Regions from separate parts of the Mus musculus genome. Here regions 1 and 3 are each linked to region 2. The links are chromatin loops, found by intact Hi-C in ENCODE. Cell type or tissue: left cerebral cortex. All regions are shown on one strand.

Region 1 (8,000 bases), 510 kb after region 2:
TCACTTAGGGCTTCCTCTGCTCCCAAGTTAGTGAATATGTAAGAGAAAGGATGAATTGGATTTTAAGAGTTAATTTAACACCATCTATTAAAGTATCATTTAATCCAGGATTTTCTTTTTAGTAGTCTATCCTAGAGAAATTGTTATTCATATACTCAGAAGAGTATGGTTCAAGGATGGTCCCTAAATCATTGTAATAGAACAAAAATATAAAAATGTCCTAAGCCTCAGTTGAGGAATATATAATCAATTACAGCATAGCCATGCAATCAATCATGCAGAATAGATGGACAGAAATAGAAGGAATCCTGAGACATTTTCAAGAGGAAAGAAAACCCACCAAATTTATAAAGTAGTATGTATCTCCCACATACTTAAAAAAAGGCCCCATAGAGCCAGTAGGATGGCTTAAGAGGGTAAAGGTTCCAATTCTGCCAAGCCCGATTCCCTCAATTTGATACCTAAGACCCAACTCAACTCTGGCAACTTGTTTTTCTGACAATAGCATTTGTATGCTACCCCAACTCCAAATGAATAAATGAATGAAAATATCCTTCTATATAGCATTCTCATAAAACAAAACAATATACTATGTATATAAAATAAGGCCACTGGGGTTGGAGAGATGGTTCAGTGGTTAAGTGCAATGGCTACTTTTTCAGAGGACCCAGGTTCAATTTCTAGCACTCACATGATAGCTCACAACTCTCTGTAATTTTAGTCCCAGGGGACCTGACACTGTCTTATGGCTTCTGAGTGCACCAAGCATACATGTAGTATACATATATACTTGCAAACAAAACTCTTACATACATAGATAAATGAATAAAATTTAAAATAAGAATACAGATAGATAAGTTCTCTATGGGAAGTGCATGAAATGCTGGGTGGATAAGCAGTGATGGTTAACCCCCAGGACAGGGTTTCTCTGTGTAGTCATGGCTGTCTTGGAAATCACTCTGTAGACCACACTGGCCTCGAATTCACAGAGATCTATTTGCCTTCCTCTGCCTCCCTATTGCTGAGATTAAAGGTGTGTGTTACTGCCACATGGCATAAACAGTGATTTTTGATTATTTTTTACTCTAAATATATTAATAGAACTAGAATATTTTGAGCATTTGTTCATAGACTCAGAAGAAGACTAAGGAGATGGGTAAGAAAAAGAAAGAAAGAAAAAGAAAAAGAGGAGAAGAAAATAAATCACCCCGTAGAAAGAGAACATTTGACTTCTACTCTCAGTTCTGCAGCCTGTTTCTGTGTGTTTCTGTGCAAGTTACTCAACAATACCTGAGTCTCAGAAGATTTTATTAAAATAATAAAAGATTAGAGCCTCCAGTGACGGCACAAGGGTTAGAAGCATTTGTTGCTCCTGCAGGGATCTGGGTTCAGTTCCCAGTACCCACACAATGGCTCCCAGTCATTCAGAACCCAGTTCCATCTGCTCCAACACCCTCTTCTGACCTCCTTGGCAACAGCCACACGTATAGTACATATACACACATGCCTTACAATGTGAGAAATTATAATTTTTGTTATTAAGGAAATTACTGTTTTCTTAACCCATTTTTAAATACCAACTGAGAGCCCAGGCAGACATCAGATGTTCAATGACTACAAACAGACTGTTCATTTTAGAGCAGTACTTCCTAGTCTTCCTAATGCTGCAATCCCTTAATACAGTTCCTCATATTGTGGTGATCCTCAAATATTACTTTCATTGCTACTTCATAACTAAATTTTGTTACTGTTATGAATTGTAACATAAATATCTGATATGCAGGGTTGTTTAATCTTCAAAGGAGTTGTGACTCACAGATTGAGAATTTTTGTTATAGAGTAACAAAATATTTATTTCTACGTTATGGTTTGCTAATTTTCCAAGTCTTCAATACCTTGTCTAAGTAACGTGAAGATAAAATAGGGAGGATACAGAGCAATAAGGTACGGTTATTATTAAAGGTTTGTTTAGCATGATCCATTTAAAATACTTTTTTTTTTCAAGTGTGAATCATTCTATTTTCTTTATATATTACTTTGGTAAAAGGCTCCCACTAGTGGTCAATAGTTTTTTGTTTGATAAGATAACTGAATAAGGGAACGCCAGGGCCAAAAAGGGGGAGTGGGTGGGTAGGGGATTGGGGGGGTGGGTATGGGGAACCTTTGGGATAGCATTGAAAATGTAAACGAGGAAAACACCTAATTAAAAAAAAGATAACTGAATAAAATGTATTATTTCTAGCAAAGCAGAGTCATTACTGAATCAAGTCTATATACTTCCATTTCTTTGGCAAGCCCACTTTTCCAACCTAGTTACTATCACTGGAGCCCTGGCCACTTCCACTAGTTGGAAATTCTTGAACAGGAGGGACATTTCTGCTTCTGGCTCTGGCTTGTGCTGCTGCTGCTTCCTGGAAGCCCTCTTCCTATTGAGAGTTTATCTTGCTAAACTCCTGATATTCTCCAAGATGAAAATCATATGTCGATCCTTCTGAGCTTCTTCTGCAACTTTTATGTGCATCTATCAATTCAGCTGTAGATGTGCATTTCTGTTTTTGTTTCACAGTGGATACCTTCAGGCAGATAGCCCATATTATTTTTATTTTAACAGCCTTTTCCCCACATGAGTAACTGATAAGTGCTTATAGCCTGGAAGAAGTAATACTTAGAACTTTGCAATAGAGTAAGAAAAGAAAAGTAAGTAAAATTATTAAATTGGCCCTTATACATCTTTATATGAGAGGCATACTTGCAAAAAGTTGCTTTTTCTTATCTCTGTTGAAGTAATTTTTCCACTCCAAGATCTGTTGACTGTGTAGAATATTCTCTGAACAACCTAGTTTCAAAAGGAAAACAAAGTCAATTAAAAGACAAGTTCAGATCTCTAATACCCTACTGAAGGCCAGTTATGCATATCTGTAGAACTAATTTAAGCAACTACTTTTAATGTTAATTGCAATTTTGAATAAAAAATAAAACTATGTGTTTTAACCCCACATATATAGTATAAATTCATCTCTGTAAGAGAAAAAAACTCCATTCATGTTTTCATTTCCTAACCACTTGTATTACCCCACTGTGTCTCAATTACACAGGGACACCTTATTCAGTAGTGCTCATTGGACTATGTATGTTTGTTAAAGTAACGAGGTAGGGGGATTCTACTTGTGTTGGCTTAATAATCGGAAAGTCAGAGGATGGCTGTCAAACTGGTCTGATTCAAAAGAGCATTATTTTGCTTATTAAAGTTGTATTTGGGGCTTAGCTTAGTTCTTTCTCTGGAACCCTCTCAGCCTTTCCTCCTGTCCCATCTCTATTCCTTTCTGTCAGAGGATGACCCAGGAACAGTTTCTACCCAGGGACCCCACAGTCATCACACTTGCCCAGGATCCAGAGAAGGCGACAGTAGCCAAAGAACATAACATTCACCCAATAAAGAGAAGACCAAATATTGGTACCAAGAAATTCTTCAAACAAATGTTTGAAGACTAGATGAGTAGATCCCAACACAAGAAGCAAGCAGGCACAGCATTTTAATATCCAACAAACTAGACTTCAAACTAAAACTAATCAGAAGAGAAAAGAAACTACACACTCATTAAAGGAAAAAAATCAAGAGGATATTGAAATTCTAAACATTCATGTGCCAACCATAGGACCCAACTTCATAAAAGAAACACTAAAAATTATACATATTGATCTTTATAGAGTGATAGTGGGCGACTTCAATACCCAACTCTTGCCAACAAAGGTCATCCACACACAAACTAAACAGAAATACTGGAGCTAAACAATGTCATAAATCAAAGGGATATTTGTAGACATTTACTGAATATTTCACTCAAACACAAAAGAATATACCTTCTTCTCAATAGCTTATAGAACTTTCTCCAAAATTGATCATATACTTAGATACAAAGCAAGTCTCAACAGATATAAGAAAACTGAAGTAACATCCAGCCTTCTACTTGACCACCATGGATTAAAGCTGGATATCAACAAAAGAAATGTACTAAGTAGGCCAGGCAGTGGTGGCGCATGCCTTTAATCCCAGCACTTGGGAGGCAGAGGCAGGGGGATTTCTGAGTTTGAAGCCAGTCTGGTCTATAGAGTGAGTTCCAGGACAACCAGGGCTATACAGAACAAAACAAAACAAAACAAAACAACAACAAAAAAAAAAAAAAACCAAAAAAACCCCCCAAAAACCCAAAACTAAACAAAAAAGAAATGTACTAAGTGCTTACATTAAAAAAAGAAAACCTGGAGAGCTCTAATCTTAGTAATTCAGTGACACACTGAAAACCCTAGAGCAACAAGAAGAAATAATATTGTAAAAGAGTAGATGGTAAGAAATAACCAAATTCAGGAATGAAATCAATGTAATAAAACAAACAAAAATACAAATTAATGAAACAAAGAGTTGGTTATTTGAGAAAAAAAAAAAACAACAAATGGAAAAAGCCTTAGCCAAAGTAACTAAAAGACCGAGGGAGAATATCCAAATTAATAAAATTAAGAATGAAAAAGGTGGACATTAGAACAGACACTGAAGAAGTTCAGAGAATCATAAGGATAAACTTTACAGATCTATACTGCACCAAATCAAGAAACTTAAAAGAATCAATACCAAGTAAGCAATTTACAGAGACCCATAACTCCATGTTCTCTTGAGAAATTAAAGACTTTTATCTGGTGGCAGAAGTGGAGAGCGAAGTCCAGGGCCAGATTGATTCAGCCTAGAATTCTGTGAGACTTCAAAGAAGAGTTAACACTAATATTCCTCATTCTGCAAAACAGACACTGGGAGAACATAGTACAATTCTTTTTATAAGGCCACTGTTACCCCAATACCTAAACCATACAAAGAGTCAAAACGTTATATAGATCAATATCCCTTATGCATGTTGATGTAAAGATTCCAAATCAAATACTTGCAATTTAAATCCAAGAACACACCAAAAATAGTTTCCACAATGATCAAGTTGGCTTCATTCCAGAGATACAGGGATGATTCAACATATGTAAATCAGTACACAAAACCCACCAGACAGATTGGAAGATAAGAGCCACATGATTATTTCATTAGATGCTGAAAAGAAATGCAACATTCCTTCATGATAAAAGTCCTGGAGAGACTAGGAATACAAGAGACATATGTAATAAAGGCAACACTACAGCCAACATCAACCTAAATAAACTCAAATAAATTCCATTATAACCAAGAGCAAGACAAGGATATTCACTCTATTCAATATAGTACTTAGAACAGTAGACAGCTAAATAAAGGGAATGCAAATAGGAAAGGAAGAAAGCAAAATATCTTTATTTGCAGATGACATATATAAAAAAGATCCTCAAACTCCACTAGGAAACTTCTACATTTCATAAACACTTCCAGCAAAGTATCAGGATACAAAACTGACACACACAAAATCAGTAGCCTTTCTATATAAAGTGAACACTTGAGAGAGAAATCAACTATCGTTTACAATAGCCTAAATTTTTTTTTGATAACTCTAATTAAGCAAGTTAGACTTGAGTAATAAAAACTTTAAGCCATTGACAAAATAAACTGAAGAGACCAGAAGATGGAAAAATCTCCCATGCTCATGGATTGGTAGAATTATTATTGAAAAATGGTCATTTTATCAAAAGCATTCTACAGATTCAATCCCCATCAAAATTCCAACAAAATTCTTCACAGAAATTTGTTTAAACTTCATGTAGAAAGATTAAAAACTCAGGATAGCTAAAACAAATCTGAATAATAAAAAAAAATTCTGGAGGTATACACTGTCTCAGATTCCAATTCATTCTACAGAACTATACTAATAAACAGCATGGTATTGTCATAAAAACAGACATGTTGATCAATGGACTCGAAGATCCAGACTCACTTTTGATTTTGATCTGATTTTGACAAAAAGGCAAAAAATACACACTGGAAAAAAAGACATTTTCAACAATTGGTGTTGGGTAAACTGGATGGTTGCATGTGGAAGAATAAATCCGATCCATATTTATCATCCTGTACAAATTCTGATTTAAAGATCAAGGGCCTCATCATAAGACCAGATATCCTGAATCTGATAAAATAAAACTGGGGCATATACTTGAACCAATTGTCACAGGAAAGAACTTAAGACACTGATAGCACAAGCACTGAGATCAGAAATAAAAGGGACCACATGATGCTAAAAAGCTTGTGTATGGCAAAGGGCATTGTCATTTGGGGAAAGCAGCATCCTACAAAGTGGGAAAAGATCATTAACAATTATACATCTGATAGAGGATTAATATCTAAAATAACCAAAATTACAGAACAAGAAAACAACCCAAATAAAAAATGTGGTACAGAACTAAGCAGAGAATTCTCAAAAGAGGAAACACAAGTTGCTGAGGTCATCTAAAGATATGTTCAACATTTTCAGCCATCAGAGTAATGCAAATTAAGCCTGCTTAAAGACTTCATCTTACCACAGTCAGAATGGCCGTGATCAATGAAACTCAAGACAACATATGCTGGCAGGGATGTAGGGAAAGGGAACATCCATCCATTGCTGGTGGGAGTACAAGCTAGTAAAGCCACCATGGAAATCAGTGTGGCAGTTTCTCAGGAAGCTGGGATCCTTCTACCTCAATATCCAGCTCCACTAGGCATGGCATCTTTTACATCCCACTGCAGAGACCTGCTCATCCACGTTCACTGTTGCTCTAGTCAGACTAGCCAGAAAAGGAAAACCGTCAACACGCTCATCAACTGACAGTGAGTAATGGAAATGTGCTACATTTACACAATGCAATACTATTTAGCTGTTAAAATTAAGTCAGGAAATTATCAGATAAGTGGATGGAGCTAGAAAAAAAAATCCCCGAGTGAGGTAACTCCGATCCAAAGAGACAAATATTGTATGTTTTCTCTTATATGTGGATGTTAGCTTTTAAACCTTCAATATGTGTGCTGCAATCTGGAAATCTACAAAGGTATTGAGTAAAGGACTAGCAGGAAGGAAAGGTTTTCCAAAGGAAGGAGAAATAAGATATATTGGTATGCAGAGACAAAGGAGAAACTAGAAATAGGAAAATTAAATAGAAAGAGGGATGGTAAAGGAGGGAGTACAGGGAGGCACAACTAACTAACGCTAAAGGACATTTAAAAACTACATGACAACATACTACTGTAGACATATTCTAAAATATATACATATATGACACCAATGCCCTGACTAGACACCTTATGTTACCAAGTTAAATAAACTGCCAGTGCTAGCACTGAGTTACATTTTGTTGAGTCTTTGGCCCCGTGGAAATCCCCAAATATCCCAGGATATTGTCAAGGTTATTCTGCACAGCCTAATAGCCCGATTGCTGATGGCAATACTTACATATGCTATCAAGCACAGAAAAGTAAAGCTGGTGTTAACTAGAAGCTTCACTCCTGCTGACTAAAATTCATGGTATTGGGATGTAATCTGCAAGCTACCAGAGAAGGGTAATCATCAGTATTTTCTAGCTACAAATCCTGGTCACCTGTAACAGTAGCTTGCTTGCAAGATATACTGTACAATAATGGCACAAATGGTATAGGGGCAACCAAGTACTTTTTAAAAAAAGATTGGTCAAAAGGCTTACTCCATGGGATGAAACTCCTACTTGACTGCACACACATGCCCTGCACAAGTGTGGAGGTCAGAGGATAACTTTTGGTATTTGGCCATCTCCACCTAGTTAGTCCAGAAGTTGAACTAAGGTTATCAGGCTTAGTGGTAGGTACCTTTAATGGCTGAACCATCTTGCTGGCCTGGCCCTCAAAGTCAGTATCAATATACACATACAATTTTTATTGTTCACTATCACTAGAGTTTTGTATAAATTTATTTCTTGATTTAGACTATAAGCTTAATTTAAAGTAAGTTAAAGTATGTATATTATTTATGGAAGCAAATATTATAAAACCTTGATCTGCATTACTTTTCTCTCCTTTCTACTTTTTAAAAAAT
Region 2 (8,000 bases):
AGGTCTCATGTCTCTGAAAAGCAAAGTATTTTTGATATTTCCATCATTTCTATGTTTTGAAGTTGCTAATGAAAAGCTTTTCAAAATCTATATCAAGAGATTTAGAATCTTAAGAATCTTGAAAGAGCTGATGTTTCTCAGAAACATGTAAGCCTGCAACAGAGTCGAACATGTTATGGAACCTCTAGTCCTTCCAGCGCTAGTCAGAGGATTAATGAATATGCTTTTCTCACATGGGTAGTTAGACCTGATCAGGTTATTTTTTTTTTTTTTAACAATTTTTGAAAGAGACAATTAGAAAAAAAATAAGGCATAACTTGTGTCTTAAGATTTCTAGTTTTGTGACTAAAGAACTGACTACAGACAACTTGGGAGGAAAAAGGGTTTGTTACATTTTACAGTTTGTAGTCCTTCATCCAGGAAGTTAGGGCAGGAGCTCGAGGTAGGACCCAGAGGCAGCAGCTGAAGCATATAGAGGCCAGGGAAGAGTGCTGCTCACTGGCTTACCGCGAGTGCGTGTGCGTGAGAGTGCGATCGCTCGCATGTGTGTATGTTGTTTAGGAATCCCAGTCCTTATGTATGCTAAGCAAGTGCTCTACTACTGAGCCACATTTTTAGCCTTTTTGGGTTATTACTTTTAAAATAGATAGATTTTAAAAAATATTTATCATGTCCATGCTTCCTTTTACACCATAACATGTATGTGGAGGTCAAAGGACATAAAAAAGTCAGTTCTCGATGGGCGTGGTGGCGCATGCCTTTAATCCCAGCATTTGGGAGGCAGAGGCAGGCGAATTTCTGAGTTGGAGGCCAGCCTGGTCTACAGAGTGAGTTCCTGGACAGCCAGGACTACACAGAGAAACCCTGTCTGGAAAAAACAGTCCTAACTTCTGGGTCTCACAGAGTGAATTTAGGTCATGATGCTGACTACTGAGCTGTCTCATCATCCCAGAAGTCTAGAACTTATATTGATTAAGAGGATCAAGGAGTACAGAAATGAGCATAAACTTATTTGTTACACCTAAATAATGGTAACTGAAATTATGGCTACAATATCTTTATCTTAACTGATAACTACATTCACTGGTGGGATTTTAAATGCTCGTGCGCGCACACACACACACGTTGATTGGCTTATAGGTTGAAGCTGGGCAGCTGAACAGTGGCTGTCTCCTGAGCGAAAGGGCAAGAATCCAAGTTGTTCAGTCCAGGAGACAGGGTGTCTCAGCTGTCCCAATCTGGTGGTGGAGTCCCAGAGGGTTTCTGGAGAGCCACTGGCATCCAGTCTATGTTGGAATCCCAAAGAAGGACATTCTAATAACTGCGAAGGAATGCCTTAGCAACAGGATGATCTTGCCATAGAGAGTGAGGGCAAGCAGTCACAAAGCAAAGGCTTCTACTAGAAGGCATGGCCCCAATTTAGGATGGGTTTCCCACCTGAGCCATGAAGTGAAGAAATGCCTGGCTACAGGGGATTTTAGTTGATTCCAGATGCAGTCAGGCTGACAACCAAGGTCAGCCATTACTCTGTGAATGCCATTATGTGTTTATAGATGTATATGAGCCATGGGAACAACAAAGTTTTTCTTTAGGTAAAAAAAGAGAAGGGTCAGGACTGTCTACGAGATGGTCACAAAATGTGGCATTATACACCTGTAATCTCTGCTCTCATGAGGCTAGGGCAGGGGATTTTTAAAGTTTGAAACGAGCATGGGCTACAGACGGAAACCCTATCTCAAAAAGGAGAGGGCATAGAGGAAAAGGGAGAAGAGGGAGAGAGAGAAAGAGAGAGGGAAGAAAGAAAAGCCTATTACAATTATTCTGGTGTAAGACAATGGGAAGAGGTGGGGAGGAAAGAGCCAGGGCAACAGTAGCCTTTGGAGAACAAAAGCAGAGATTTGAATGACAATAGGATCAGGCTCAGAGTTTCTTTTGGGAATTAAAATAATTATGTATACATACCAGTTCAATTATGTGTGGCAACAAAATAAAATTTAGACTGTTGTGAACTCAAGTTGTATACACACACACACACACACACACACACACATACACAAATGATGATCCAGCAGAAGTCTCAGGATTGATCCTTAACATGGAAAATGCATAATCCCCAACAACAAAAATAAATGCTGGGCTGGGGTGTAATTCAATTGCTGAATCCATGCTTTGTGAGGTCCTGGTTTCAATCTCCAGAGCGAGGGTAAAAAAAATCTGAAGACATTGTAAGATAAAAGCAACAATGCAATAATACAGATAGCATCGATGTATGTGCAGCTCAATATATACATACAGCCACCCTATGAGAGAACTGCTGCTGTTTACATCTTACAGCCGAGGAAGCAGGCGCTGGGATTTGCCTGAAGTTACATTCCTGTTCAGAACCGTCTAGGTTCACAGGTCACAGTGCAGTCCCCAAACCTGCTAAAATTACAGAGTTATTAAGATATTAGGGTAAGAGAGGAATTATTTTTAAGTGTTGAGCTGGATGGAGCTACCTGAAAAGTAGCTGGAAGTACGGTATCTTCCTTCAGGAACAACTGGGAACCGACAAGTAATTTGGGGACTTTTAAAGAGCAACAACGCAGAAAAGGAGCAGAGAACTCAGGGTTGGACTGTAGGATCTAAAACACAAAAATCAAAACAAAACAAAACCCAGAGCTAGCAACTCAATCAGAAGACTAGGGAACAATGTAGGTACAGATTCAAAGGCAGCTTAAAATGTTTTCAAGGGTGGGTGGGGCCTGGTGAAGGACATGACTGCCCCTGGTCCCCTCATTCTCCTTGGATAAGTCTCATTGTCTCTCTCCAAATCCTTCTGCCTTAGCCTCCCAAGGCTGTGGCTAGAGCACCCACAGTGATTCTCTTCAGACATGTGCCTGGGTAAGGAACATTGTGATAGTACAGCAAGTTGAGGGAGTTAACAGCCTTGATTGTTTTTAAAGATAAATGGAAACTAAAAAAAAAAAACAAAACAAAAAACAAAACAAAACAGAAAGCACCTAGAAGATAAAATACTGAAGCTATTCTAGAAAAAAAAAAGGCAATGGCATTCAGGCAGGGCTGGACTGGGGAGAGAAGGGAATGGGGGATGGTTAAACTAGGTGAGATTTTTTTGAGATCACGACTACAAACATGTTGATAGAATATCAGCTCTTTATCAGAGTCCCACACATTCGATAGATTAAATTACATATGACTATGGCTTGGAGCCCGCACCGTCTTTTAACAAGGCAAGCTAAAAACAGGCTCTGCAGAGAACACAATAGGAAGTCAATCAGAGGCTAGTAAACGAGATACTTTGCTGAAAGGACTGTCACGAATTCATACCAAAGTTCCTCCAGTGATGTGGAACGCACTTTGCAACCTTTGGGATACATTCCAGAGACAATTGAGGTACTAGCTAGCTAGCCAGCCCTCAAGACTATAAACAAGTTTAACGTTTCTAAGGAGATATTGAAAATGCAGCTGCCTCTGCCAATAAAAAAAAATTGAGTCAGCAATGAGGCTGATGACCTACAAGACCAAGAATTCACTTTTGTAGTGCGGAGTTAATAAGCAGGCGGAAGGTTAGGAGAGCCTTGGTCAAGGACAGCTTAGGTAGAGAGCAGCAGGGAAGGAAGGGGTCAAGATCTACGCCTGGCTATTTCCCTTTCGGCTAGGCTCCATTATTCGCACGTCCATTTGAGAACCACAGAAAGCAGTCCTAGGCTGTGGGAGAATCTGATTGCTCGCAGAGTCTATCTTCACCGTGTAGCTTCTCCTTTCTCACTAACTAGCCAATGCTGCCGCCTTATGCAAAGCTTGCACCTCGGCGAGAACCTGCTTTACAGAGGCAGGACGACGCCAATCGGCCTGGAGCGGTCACTGTTTCCTTTTAGCTCCGCGGCAGGCAGGGGGTTCGTCCCAGTGCTCGAAACCTTTTCAACCTCGTTCTGAAAAAGCGCCTCATCAATAATAATAAACCGCGCGTTCAATTCTAGCTTGGAGACTCCCGCTAACCGGGGAGGGAGCAGGGCTCGGGGGCGCGTTGGCACGGCTCACCCCGATAACGGGCGGGTGTGGGCGGCTGGCAGCCTCAGGGCGGGAGCGGAGCGCGGCCCCCGCCGGGGAGGGGCCTCGGCGGAAGAGCCGGGGGCGGACTTCTTCCAGGCTCTTGGAGAAGCTCTAAAAATGGCGGGCGGCAACCCAGCGAGCGGGTCGCGCAGGCGCCGCGGAGTCCGTCCTTCCGCTCGCCTGGGGCGGCCCAGGAGCTGTCCACAGCGCCCTCGTCCAGACGTCTCCGCGGCTCGCCATTGGCCGAGCGGAGCAGGAGCCTCGCAGAGGGGGGCGGTGCAGCCACGCAAAAGGCCACGTTTCCCGCGCCGCTGCTGCGCGTGCGCGCCCCCCGGAGGCGAGCGATGGCGCGCGGCCCCGTCCGAGGGCCCCTGCTCGCGCCTCAGCTCCCTCCCCTTTCCGGGCAGGCCCGTCCTGTCAGCGGAGCAGTGAGCAGCGCGGCCAGCAGAGGGCGGTCGGGACCCGAGTCTGCAGCGGCGCCATTGGCGTGTGGAAAATGCCACCAGATGGCGGGTTAGGATTGCAGCTCCGTTGAAGGCGCGGCCCCCGCTCCCGAACCCCCGGCGACCACCCCGTAACCACCCCCCCACCTCGGGAATAACACACCGGAGACTTTTGGGGGGAAACTAGGTCGACGGCCGACAGCGCCCGGATGGGCAGCTGAGGTGAGCGCGGGCGGCGGCGGCGGCGGCGGGGGGCGGGAAAGGGGGAAATGCGGCGGCGGCGGCGGCAGCGGCGCGGGGGCTGGAAGCGCCGATCCAAGATGGAGGCCGGGCGAGAGCTTGGGAGCGCGAGCGGCGAGCGGCGGGCGGGCGGGCGGGCCGGCGCGGGCCCCGCGCGGGGGAGGGAGGCCGCGCGGGCCTGTGCGCGGCGCGGCGCGGCGGCTGCAGGCGGGCGGCCGAGCGTCCGGGACCCGCTGTGGGCGCGGCGGGCGCTCCGCTTCCCTCCACCCCTCCCCGCGGGCCGCGAAAACGGTGCCCCCGCCCGCCCGGGCTCCGCGGCGGTAGCGCGGAAGCCTTTGTGGCGCGCTCGGGCCCGCCGCCAAGCCCGCCCTCCGCCCCCCCGCCCGGGCTCTCGGGACTCGCCCGCGCCCGGGCCAGCCTAGGCGGGCTGGCGCGAACGCCTTCCGCCGCCCTGCGTTTCTGCGGTGCTTTGGCGGCGGCGGCGTCACATGACAAGGAGCTCGCTTCTGTCGAGGGTCCTGGGGGTCGCTCAGCCCAGACTGCTGTCCCAGGCCCCTGCTTTGCTGGGGTGGGGTAGGGCTGAGGACCTGGGCCGACGGGACGTCGCAGTCCTGGCTTTCCCGCTATCCGCCGTCCGAGCTCCGGGTGAAACGTGTCCAGGCCGGAGCACTGCCCCGCTAGTTTCCCAATCCCCCGGGAGATGAGGCCAATAAAAGTTGTTTTTCCTCTTCCCTGAAGGTGGGGGGCGGGATGAAGAGCTGGGAAACCCGAGTGCTGGGAGCTGGACTTGGAGGGGTCCGAACCGAGTGCTGTTTGTGTGTAGTAGGGACCACAACATTTTCTGGTTTTCGGATTGTCACGTCACCCGCTTCTGTCTACGTTAGGATTGTTACTGATTCTTTCCACATTGCAGACAGTCGTGTCCTGGGAGTGTTAAGCTCTGGGGTGGTTTTGGAGCCCTATAGACCCCAAATAGTGCAGTTTGTGGTAGCGAGTTATTTGCTGTTGAAGTTGGTGTTAACATGAGGGGCATGTTTATTCTCTTCTGGTTGTGCTTAGAGACAGCTATATTTTACATCTAGCAAAAGTAGTGTTTGTGAAAGTACCAAAATCCGCATAAAGTTGTACGATGTGTAACTTAATGGAATTTGTAACTTTACCTTTAGGTTTCCCAGTGGGTTTTTTTTTTTTTTCATATATAGATAGCAAATTCTGATGGTGAAGCTCTTATGGAAATGTACAGAACAGTGGGAGTTCTTGTATGATGGGTGATGGTCTTATAATGTATATAAATCGAGGCTAACAATTAGAAATACTGAAAGAACAAGGAATGATATTTCATTGTTTTTAATTATGGGGAATGTAACACTTTTTTTTTTTACCCGAATAAACTTCTAAGAGAAACCCCACAGGTGTTTTTTTTTTTTTTTTCTTTGCATTTTATAACTGTGCTTTGGAGTTCTGCATATTGTTCTATGCTTGTAATTCTGTTTACTGAGAAGGCAGAGGCAAGGGGAATCATACGTTGAAATTAGCATGGACGTTTTATGAGATACTGCCTTTAAAACAAAACAAATAGAGGTCTAGTATTGTCGTTTCTGAAGAGATTAATACAATCACTGTGTGCTTGTCCCCTCCACAACCAACATGATCTCGTTGTGTAGCCCAGGCTGGCCTTGAAATCACTATGTACACAGTCTAAGGTGGCAGTTCTTTTCTTCAGCTTATGGAGATCTGAGATTATAGGTGGGTGCCAGGCCAGCCAATTACTGAATGGCTCTTTTGTGTTTTGTTTTGTTTTTTTCTTCAGAAAGGATCTTGGTATGTAGTTCAAGATGGCCTTGAATTTATAGCGATTCTTCTGTTTCATACTTTCAAATGCTGGGATTACTGCCACTCTTGGCTTTGAAAGGTTCTTTTAAAAACTCAAGCTGTGTTGCAGGGACGAGTGAGAACCTTGAACTGAACTTTGAGACATCTCCTAGGTTTGAGGTCTTGGTTTTACTTTTTAACTATTTAAATCTTACCTTCCTCATTTCTAAAGTTGAGGTAAGCCAATGGTTCTTTTACACATTGAAAACCTTTTTTAGCTAAAACTTAAAAATTTCTAGTTATAATCTGTTTTCCTTGCTTGATTATAGATGGATAGATATATCTTAATAATCTCAGTGCTATGGGAGACTTATGTGTCTTTGTTAGCTTTTGGCCAAAATCTGTAATTATTATTATATTTATTTATTTTTGACATATGGTCTTAATAGGCAGCAGTTTACAAAATGGCTACTATAGGAATCAGTGTCTCTGACTTCTGTCTCTAATTCCTGTAGATTTTAAGATCTCTTTCAGAAGTTAACCTGATTATGTCAGGCCCACCCAGATAATCTTTTATGTAATTTCAGTTATCTATAGGGACATTAATTACACATACAAAAATACCCTTTTCCCTCTCTGGTCTAATCATAGGAAAGTTATCCTGGAATATTTACATAATCTCTCCCACTCTCAAGGAAAAGGTAGTGTGATCATCATTTATTTACTTCTGATGGCGAGAGAAGCCTCTTCACATTTACCCTGTTAGAATCTGAACATAAGGAAAAGACACAGCGAAGACAGTGACCTTCCCCACCCTTTCTGTTCTCCCTTCCTCTTCCTCTCAGTTTTAATCAGTCTTTTGCACTACTAGGTATGAACCCAGGGTCTGGCATATGTTGTAATAGCTACATTCTCTGGCCCTATTTTCATTTTTGAGTAAGACAGGGTGCTATGTATCCCAGGCTGGCCTTGAACTCCTGATTCTCCTTCCTCTGTCAATCAAATGTTGGGATTATAGCCATGCCACTCTGCCATCTTTAAATTTTATTTTTATTACAATTTTTTTTAATAACTTGTGAACATGCTGCTCATATGAAGGTCAGTAGATAACTTAAAGGATTTGATTCTAACATGTGTGATTTGGGATTAAATTTAAGATTTTCAAGATTGTCAACAGTTGCCATCTGCTGAGTCTTGCACCCCCTGCCCACCTCCCAATCCTTTGGGTGGGGCATAGGGTTTCATTGTGAAACATACACAAAATGCTCTTGTATAAGCTGCAGAATGGAATGATTCTTAATGTAGTAGGTAGGGTTTTGTCTCTAGAGAAGGAGTTGAGTTTTCTCTCATTTGGTAGTTACAATACAGGATCCAACTTGAGCTGGGCTGTACCACCCCTAAGTTCTTCCCTAGGGGTTGTGTGTCCCCCCCCCCCCCCGGTTTTTAAGT
Region 3 (8,000 bases), 390 kb after region 2:
TTTAAAAAAAAGAGGAAAGAGGAAAACCTGAGAGGCTGCTACAACCCAAGTACTTCTTATAGTCAAGCTGACGTCATGCCTTAGTGAAGAATCAAAATGCCAATGCTAAGGTTTGGCCAGAAGAAGGTTCAAACCAAAAACCAAAGTTTGGTTTAGTCCTCAGTACACCGAAATAAATAAGTAAATAAATTGAAATAAAAAAATAACTATAAGAGGGCTACCCGGCCACTTACTCTTGAGATGGACACATAAGGAAACATACAGAGCCTGACATGGTGACACATGCCTGGGATCCCAGCAAAAACTAAGGAGAGAGACTCAGTACAAGTTTGAAGTCAGCCTTGGCTACACAGTAACATCCAGAGAGAGAGAAAGAGAGAGAGAGAGAGAGAGAGAGCGCACTTGCATAGCAGCTCTTTCAAAGTCACTCATTGCTACCCAAACCCACTCTTTGTCACGGAAAGCCCAGCATCAGGGTGCCCGTAATGACTCAGATAGAGCCTGCTGGGTTTATATCTTTGGTCATAGGCAGCAGATATACAGAAAATTGGATCAAAGATAATCCAAAGATTCCACACACCTATGAAAAGCAACAATCTGGTTTCACTGACCTCAAAGACTCAGATGTATGTGGTGCATGTCTGTGATTCCTCTCAGGAGGCTAAGGCCAAGAGGTACATGAGTTCAAGGCTACCCTGGGCTATATAAGGATCTAAGGCAGCCTGTGTGGCATAGACAAATTGGAAAAACAAAACAAAACACAACAATAAAAACACCTAAATATAGGCTCAAACTTAAGAAGTATCAAGAGCAACAATTGGCCTGCATTTAGGTGAGGGCCTGGTTCTCAGAACCCATCTGAGTGACAGTCCGATGATCCTTCTTCCAAACTTGTCATTCTGTATGATGAGGAACAGAACCTGCAACCTGAGCCTTTAGAAACTGAACTGGAGTTACACTGCAGAGAATAAACAGCTACCCACAGTCATCTACAGACAAAGATGAAGCTAGGAGAGGAGCCGAAGGCACAGTGGGTCTGAGATGAAAGCTATATGGACTCTTTGCTCTGGCGGGATGGCCAGCAAGCCACAGGAAAGCCAACAAGCCACGGGAAGTGTTCACGCCACCAGATGGAAGATACCTTATTCTTATCAGCAGCCATTCCGAAGTCGGCACATCTGTGTTCCACAAACATGTCGCTCTCCATGAAGCTGCCAGGATCCAGCAGAAGACTGATCCGCTCCCTGGCTGTTAGCTTCCCCTACAACACAAGGATCTGTTGGTGATGTCGCCACAGATGAGTTAACAAGTAAGTAAGACCTGCTGGCAGGAAAGCCAGGGGCACAGGCTTTTCGCCTTTGCCCCAATGTAAAAGGCTCCATTCTATCAGTTCTTGCCCAAAGTAGACAGGCACTAGTAATAGACTTTGTTTCAGCCAAGACAGCAGGGTAGATGGGGTGCTCCGGAGCTACCTGCCTGTGCAAGGAAACCCACGGAGGAAACTGAGGCAAGCTTAGGGAGGGTCAGAGATTTACGGGCTCTTTTCAGAGAAGCACACTTCAGCCAGGCACAACCCTTCCCCTCCAGCTCTCCACCTCCATGCCAGGGCACTAATGGGTCCTCCGCCTTCACGAGGGCTTGCCCTTCTTCTATCCTAAATAGGAGTCTCTGCTTAAAGACACCAAAACTGTCGAAGCCAAGATCCCCATAGCAGGGCTCTGTGGAGTAAAGGAGAAGGTGCGGAGTGCTGGAGAGCTTCTTGGGTTGGGGGTTGTTTTCAAGACAAAGAAAAGAAAATGGCTGGAGATACAGTTCAATTGGTAGAGGGCTTGCCTATTGTGTACAGAAGCAATTCCCAGTACCACAAATTATGGTGGCGCATGCATTTAATCCCAGCACTCGGGAGGCAGAGGCAGGCGGATTTCTGAGTTCAAGGCCAGCCTGGTCTACAAAGTGAGTTCCAGGACAGCCAGGGCTATAAAGAGAAACCCTGTCTCAAAAAAACCAAAAAAAAAAAAAAAAAAAAAAAAATTAATGAATGCCTCTATTATCAGAGCTGGGAGGTGGGGTTGGGGGTGGGGCGAGTTAGAAGTAGAGGGGTCAGAAGTTCAGCATCATCCTTGACTGCAAAGAAAAGTCAAAGCCAACCTGGGCTGCATGAGATCCTAGTTCAAAATGTCCTTTCAGATGAATTTGAATCCTCAATCTACCAAAAGCCTCCACCTCTTAGGCTCCCAAAACCTCAAATCTATAAATTCCTTGTCCTACTGTGTTAAGAAAACAGCACATATACACATTAAACAAACAAGAAGAAAAATTTTAAAACTTTAAATTAGATATTCTAATAAAACAGTAAAGCCGGGCAGTGGTGGCGCACGCCTTTAATCCCAGCACTCGGGAGGCAGAGGCAGGCGGATTTCTGAGTTCGAGGCCAGCCTGGTCTACAAAGTGAGTTCCAGGTCAGCCAGGGCTACACAGAGAAACCCTGTCTCGAAAAACAAACAAACAAACAAACAAAAAGTAAAAGCCAAAGAGGCTGTGGAAAGAGGCTGTGGAAAACAAATGTACTTTGGGGGGAAATAATCTAACAACTACGGAGATAGACAGATAGATAGATATATAGATAATAGACAGATCGATAAATTTTAAGATATTCATACTTTCTGGTCCTCTTTTAGGACATCTGATTCACGGACATAATGAAAAACTTGCTTAAAGGGAACACAAATTAGCCTCCCAACTAAATAAACTCTGACAGCAGAAAACCTGCTCTGAAGGCCTTAATGTAAGAGCATCAGGATCTTGCCTGGGGTGCAATAGGCAACTGAGCAAGGGTGTCCCAAGAGAAAGGTTACCAGAGCAGTGACAGGCTTTCCCAGGGAACTTAATAGCCCTTCAGAGGGACCCCAAGGGAGAGAGGGCTTATGGCTCACCATAAACCTTACAACCACATTTACATCCCTAAGTGTCAAGAGGAATAAATAGTTTTCCTTGAGCATTTTTCTTTTTTCAAACCTAACTCAGGACATCTGAATCAACATTTGACCCAGATTTTCACACACTTGGGTAAGACTTGCATGCCCTTCACAGGAGCCCTTCCCTTAGGGAACCTTCATGTTAACTTATCCAGCTCTTCTGCCTGGACTCACTCAGTTGTCAAGGACACACTGGGCAAGTCTGGCTTCAAGTCTAGGGTCACCTCTTCCAGCTTCTGTTGTTTTTTGTTTTTCTGCTGCTAAATGACCTCCCCAGAAGAAGCTCAAATGTGATTCCCGCCTCAGCTGCTCTCAGCAGAGTAGCCTGAGAGTTTATAGAAAGTCCACCTGCTTCCTATGCAGCAGATCGATACATGAACCTCTCAAGAGGCCAACCAGACTTCCTCGGTCACAGGCGTCACAAATCCCCAGCACGCAGGGAGACAACACACCAGGTTAATGTGAACATAACCAAGTTTTTTCTAATACTTCGTGCCTGGGTTTTACTGCTTCCTTCCCCGAGAAGAGGGAAGGGAAAAAAAAAAAAAAAAAAAAAACTGTCATAAACACTTTCAGGCAGCGGGAGAACAATCCCGTCTTTTAAATTCAGAGCCTGTGGCCGATTAACGTGGCAATCTTATTCAAACAAGACCTGGAAGACATTATTCTGTTTACGGTGCTTTCTAAAGACCACCTTTCCCAAAAGTTCAAAGCTGCTAAGTGGAGCGCAGCTGGAGACCGGTCACATCCATCCATCCATCCGACGACCAATGCCCACCACCACCGCCTGGGGACCTCCCTAAGTGGTGCAGATGTCTACTGACACCCGAGGGGGCTCTAGGTTCTCCAGGTGGACGTTCTCGCCGCGCCCCTCCCAGGCGCAGCGCCTATTGGCTGGGAGGCTCGTGCGCCGCGAGCCCGGCGCGCTGTGATAGGGCGGGAGCGGAGGGGGCGGGACGCACTGGCGCCCGTGACTCACTCGCTTGTGCTGCGCGTCGATGCGGCGCTGGCCTCCTCCCAGCAACGCTGCATGGCGCTTGTTGTCGATGCGCTCTTTAACTGAAACCGGCTGGCTGCAAAGGCCGCGGGTCGTGATGCCGAGGCCGCAATTCAGAACGCTGAGCCTCGCTCCAGCCGCCACCGCCCGAATCCTAATCGCCGCCGCCATTTTTTTTTTTTTTTTTTTTTGACTGCCAGCGTGACACACACTGCACCTCAGGACGCATGCGCAGAGAGCGTAGACATTGCGAGTCTGCGCCTGCGCGTCGTCGCTGGCCCTAAAGCTGGTAGCAGTCACAGGCTTGCATTCAGGCTCAAGGCGGTCCTGTTCTAGGAAATACCTGCCTCTCAGCTCTGTGCCCGTGTAGCCACACAGAACAAGGACTTCATTCCTCGTTCTGCGTTAGCCATCTAAACTCCAGGCTTCGTCGACCCTCTTCCCCCCAAAAATGAATAGATAATGAGCTCTGACCAACTTTTACCAAATGCTGTGCCAGGTTTTGCTCTTAAAACTTAGCCTTGAAATAATTTATATCCAGATTTCAGAGATGGGATACACAGGAACAGAAGTAGGTTTGTATGGCGTCAAGACTGAAATGTTTTGTGAGCTACGTATTGAGCTCCAGAGAGGGTCTCTTAAAGGGGAGAGGAGCTGGGAAGCTACTTGGCTCAGTGCTAAGTTAAAGCCTTTGCCAGCCTGAGTATGAGGACCAAAATTGGGGTCCCCAAACTCAGTACTCAGCCAGAGTAATGAGTGTCTGTACAGAGAGGTTGCCTAGGTGAGATAGCTGACAGAAATAAAAGAATCCCAGGAAGCTCACGGAACAGCCACCCTAGCATGTACAGAAGCAAATGAGACCCAATTCTCACACAAATAAGGGGACCATTGACACCCCATGTTGTCCTGTGACTTCCACATGTGCACGCCCAAACTCTGATACACACAAATTATTTGATGTTTTTTAAGTTTGTGACGAGACACAGAATGGTGAAGTAAACTTTTAGAGACCATTGTGCTAGGTCTAGGCTCCATAGGGTTTTACAGTAGGGGAGAGAGGTTGGCCTCAACCCCGAATACACCAAAGACAAGATGTATCGGGGAGGGAGCTCAATGGATAGAAAATTAATAGGGAACACAGGGCAAGGAGCAATCTGACAAACAACGTTTGCTTGGTTGAAGGCAAGCCAGGGTGCTCAGACATCATTTGGGGGACAGTGGAAGAAGAACCTTATCAAATATGGAGGGCGATCCCTCATCAAGGGTGGAAGATTCTGGCATAACTGACTTAGCAGGATTCTTGGCAAAGCTACCCTCTAGAAGAGAGGACCTGGGAGCCAAGGTCAGTTCTATTCAAGAGATGCTCAGTAGAGCCTGACCGAAGTTTGGTCAAGAAGAGAATCTTGTCAACACAGCGGCTTTGGCATTAGCTGGGAGGAAATAGGAAAAGTAAACTAGGAGCAGACTGCTCGGGCTCAGACCTACTAATCAGAGGGGATGCAAGGCGGCGGCGGGGGCGGGGGGCGGGGGCGGGGGGGGGGGGGGGAGGCTGCTGACCTCTTAGCAAGGACCCTTTAGTCAGTTCAGATGCTAACATCTGAGAAGTGCTGCTCCAGTGCTTTCGAAAACTCTACTATGAATGCTTTCTCATCTGTTTACCCAGCGAAGTGGCAGGTCTTTAAGGCAAAGTACAAGGTGCATATTTCTCATTCTTAGCCAAAAAATAAAAAATAAAAAAATAAAAAAAGCCTGCCAGAGTTGATTATTAACCCTTCCTAAATCCACCTCACTCCACCTCTCTGCAGGACTCCCACAGAGTTCAAATTCTGGCCTGAGACTTTAACGTTAATGTCATTTTATTTATTTATTTCATTTACGTTTTGAGGCTCTCTCTCTCTTAAACTGGCCTGGAACTCATGATGTAGACAAGATTGGCCCGAAATTCAGAGATCCACCTGCCTCAGCCTTTCAAGTACTGGGATTAAACATGGCTGAATAATCATCTTTGAGCCACCTACTTGCCGCAAGTTGTGTTTCTTAGAACTGTTTCCCTCAACATAGACAGAAGCTGTCCAAGGTCTGAAGACTCCTGACTGGGCAAGGAACTCCTACATCTACGGGACACCAGATGAGAGAGCTCTTGGCCCTGCTTTTTTTTTTTTTTTAAGATTTATTTATTTATAGAGCCTTGGCACCCTTCATGATGGTGGGGAACTGGGGGTGGGGAAGCCTGAGAAACCCTTGAGTTCTTATGTCTCTCCCAGGACAAGAGCCCAGGCATCTGATGTTAGAACAGTCTGGATAAGGTCATCTCTACCAGTTACCTCTGTGTGATCTTGGACAACAGCCTCGGTTCCCACTTCTACTAAGTGGGAGTAGCTTTGTGTCATAGACTTACATGGCTTAAATGGGAGACAATGTGTAATGCTTAAAGATGCATGCAACCGTGAAGTGCTGGTTAAATTGTTGTCTAATAGATTACTAGTAGTTTCCTAAAGTAGACAGTCTCCTCCTCCTCCTCCTCCTCCTCCTCCTCCTCCTCCTCCTTCTTCTCCTCCTCCTCCTTCTTCTCCTCCTCCTCCTCCTCCTTCTCCTCCGCCTCCTCCTTCTCCTCTGCCTCCTTCTCCTTCTTTTTTTTTTTTTAAAAGACATGACCTCCCCGTGTAGTATGATAGGCTTAAAGTCATGTACCACCACACCTGGCTGAAATAGAGACTCTGGTCTTTTACTGAAAACTCCTCAGAGTGGAAGGAGAGTAACACAGCACATTTGTTTACTCTCAGACACAATGAACGAGTGGCCAGGAACCAACAGTAAAGCCTCAGTAAAGGCTCTTTAAGAGAAAGCTCCTTCTAGGCAAGAGAATAGTCGCTGGCCAGGGTGGAGCCCTGACGTTCCAGTTGAGCAAGTCAGTTTCCTGTCCGAGGGGCCACCCTTAGGAAGGTGGGTTCCGTTAAGAAAGCTCAGAGGGGTAATTAGTCTTTCAATGGCATGTGGTACTTTTTCCTTCCCAGGATCTCCACCCCTAAAACGGTGGCTTACCAGGCTGAAGCCTTGCAGCTTCGCAAGTCTGTCCACTTTTCTAAGTGATTCAGAAAAGTGTCACTTTCCCTGTCTTCTGTCTGTCCCTCCGCTAAGTATGTCTTCCCTTACTCTTTGGGCTTCCCGAACAGTTTGGACCTCCTTACCCTTTCTCTGAAGTTCTCTACCATATGACTGCTTGTCCACTGTGCTTCTAACCTCCCTACCAGCTCAAACAATACGTCCCCCCCCTTCTCTCCCTCTCATTCCCCTCCTTTAGGAAGCAGCTGAGACTCACAGCTGACCTGTATGAGTGGGGGTGGGGTCTTTTAAACTCTAATAAAATTGTCCTGGAGCTTCCATTTGAGTCCACTCTTAAATTATTTTATTAATAAGACTAAGAATGCCCAAAGAGAATTCCAATTTACCCTGCATCCGAACCTGCATATTTAGTTCTGTCTTGAATGATAAAGGATGACATATCGACATTTCCTGGCCATTCCTATTTGGCCAGTGACTACTTTGAGTAAGGCTGAACGCCATGGCAAGAACGAACAAAGAAAGATGCAGTCTTTCTCCTCAGAGAGGCTGGTGCCAAGAGACTTAGGCAAGAAGCAACCAAGACAGAAAACACAGAGGCAGGGAGATAGGAGAGCCCTCAGGTTACACTGCAAGCTTGAATTTCAGGTTAAGAGAGAAAAATGAAACCAGACAGTTGTGTTTGTTGCACGCCTTTAATCCCGGTACTTGGGGGACAGAGGCAGGTGAATCTGAGTTCGAGCCCAGCCTAGTCTATAGAGTGAGTTCCAGGACAGCTAGGGCTACACAAAGAAACACCACCCCCCACCCCACGACACCCCCACCCCCATCTTGAAAAATCAAAAAGGGGAGGAGGAGTGAATATCCCCCCCCCAACCCCTTGCAGTGTTAAGGAAAGTTTAGCATGTAGTTGGGGGAGTTTAGCATGTAGTTGGGAGCCAAAGTGTTTCTGCTTGGGTTTAGGCAGG

The links. A loop is a pair of places that touch in the nucleus more often than their neighbours do. Peaks named below come from ENCODE experiments on the same cell type or tissue, not always from the same donor. Only the 100,000 strongest peaks of a DNase experiment are listed, where the experiment ranks them.
Region 1: a loop joins it to region 2, with 13 times the contacts of the local background. A loop is called at or near these places in 16 of 42 quality-filtered maps.
Region 3: a loop joins it to region 2, with 6 times the contacts of the local background. A loop is called at or near these places in 2 of 42 quality-filtered maps.

Annotation. Positions count from the first base shown.
Region 1 is chr9:101,151,039-101,159,038 of GRCm38, forward strand. Ppp2r3a (protein phosphatase 2, regulatory subunit B'', alpha) reads right to left here. Exons shown (of 14, transcript NM_001161362.3): 7 at 2,750-2,836. Among named protein-coding and RNA genes, the nearest start is that of Gm24338, 68 kb to the right of the region's middle. In left cerebral cortex, a CTCF peak has its summit at 2,044; no DNase peak of the experiment used is centred here.
Region 2 is chr9:100,639,076-100,647,075 of GRCm38, forward strand. Stag1 (stromal antigen 1) reads left to right here and starts at 4,373. Exons shown (of 34, transcript NM_009282.4): 1 at 4,373-4,721. In left cerebral cortex, CTCF peaks have their summits at 3,823 and 4,496 (motif pointing right); DNase peaks (open chromatin) are centred at 3,273, 4,316, 4,375, 5,171 and 1 more place; H3K4me3 peaks cover 3,003 bases; H3K27ac peaks cover 2,785 bases.
Region 3 is chr9:101,030,715-101,038,714 of GRCm38, forward strand. Pccb (propionyl Coenzyme A carboxylase, beta polypeptide) reads right to left here and starts at 4,170. Exons shown (of 15, transcript NM_025835.3): 1 at 3,955-4,170; 2 at 1,142-1,261. The coding sequence starts at 4,143. In left cerebral cortex, a CTCF peak has its summit at 3,742; DNase peaks (open chromatin) are centred at 3,175, 3,330, 3,906, 4,213 and 1 more place; H3K4me3 peaks cover 1,549 bases; H3K27ac peaks cover 1,536 bases.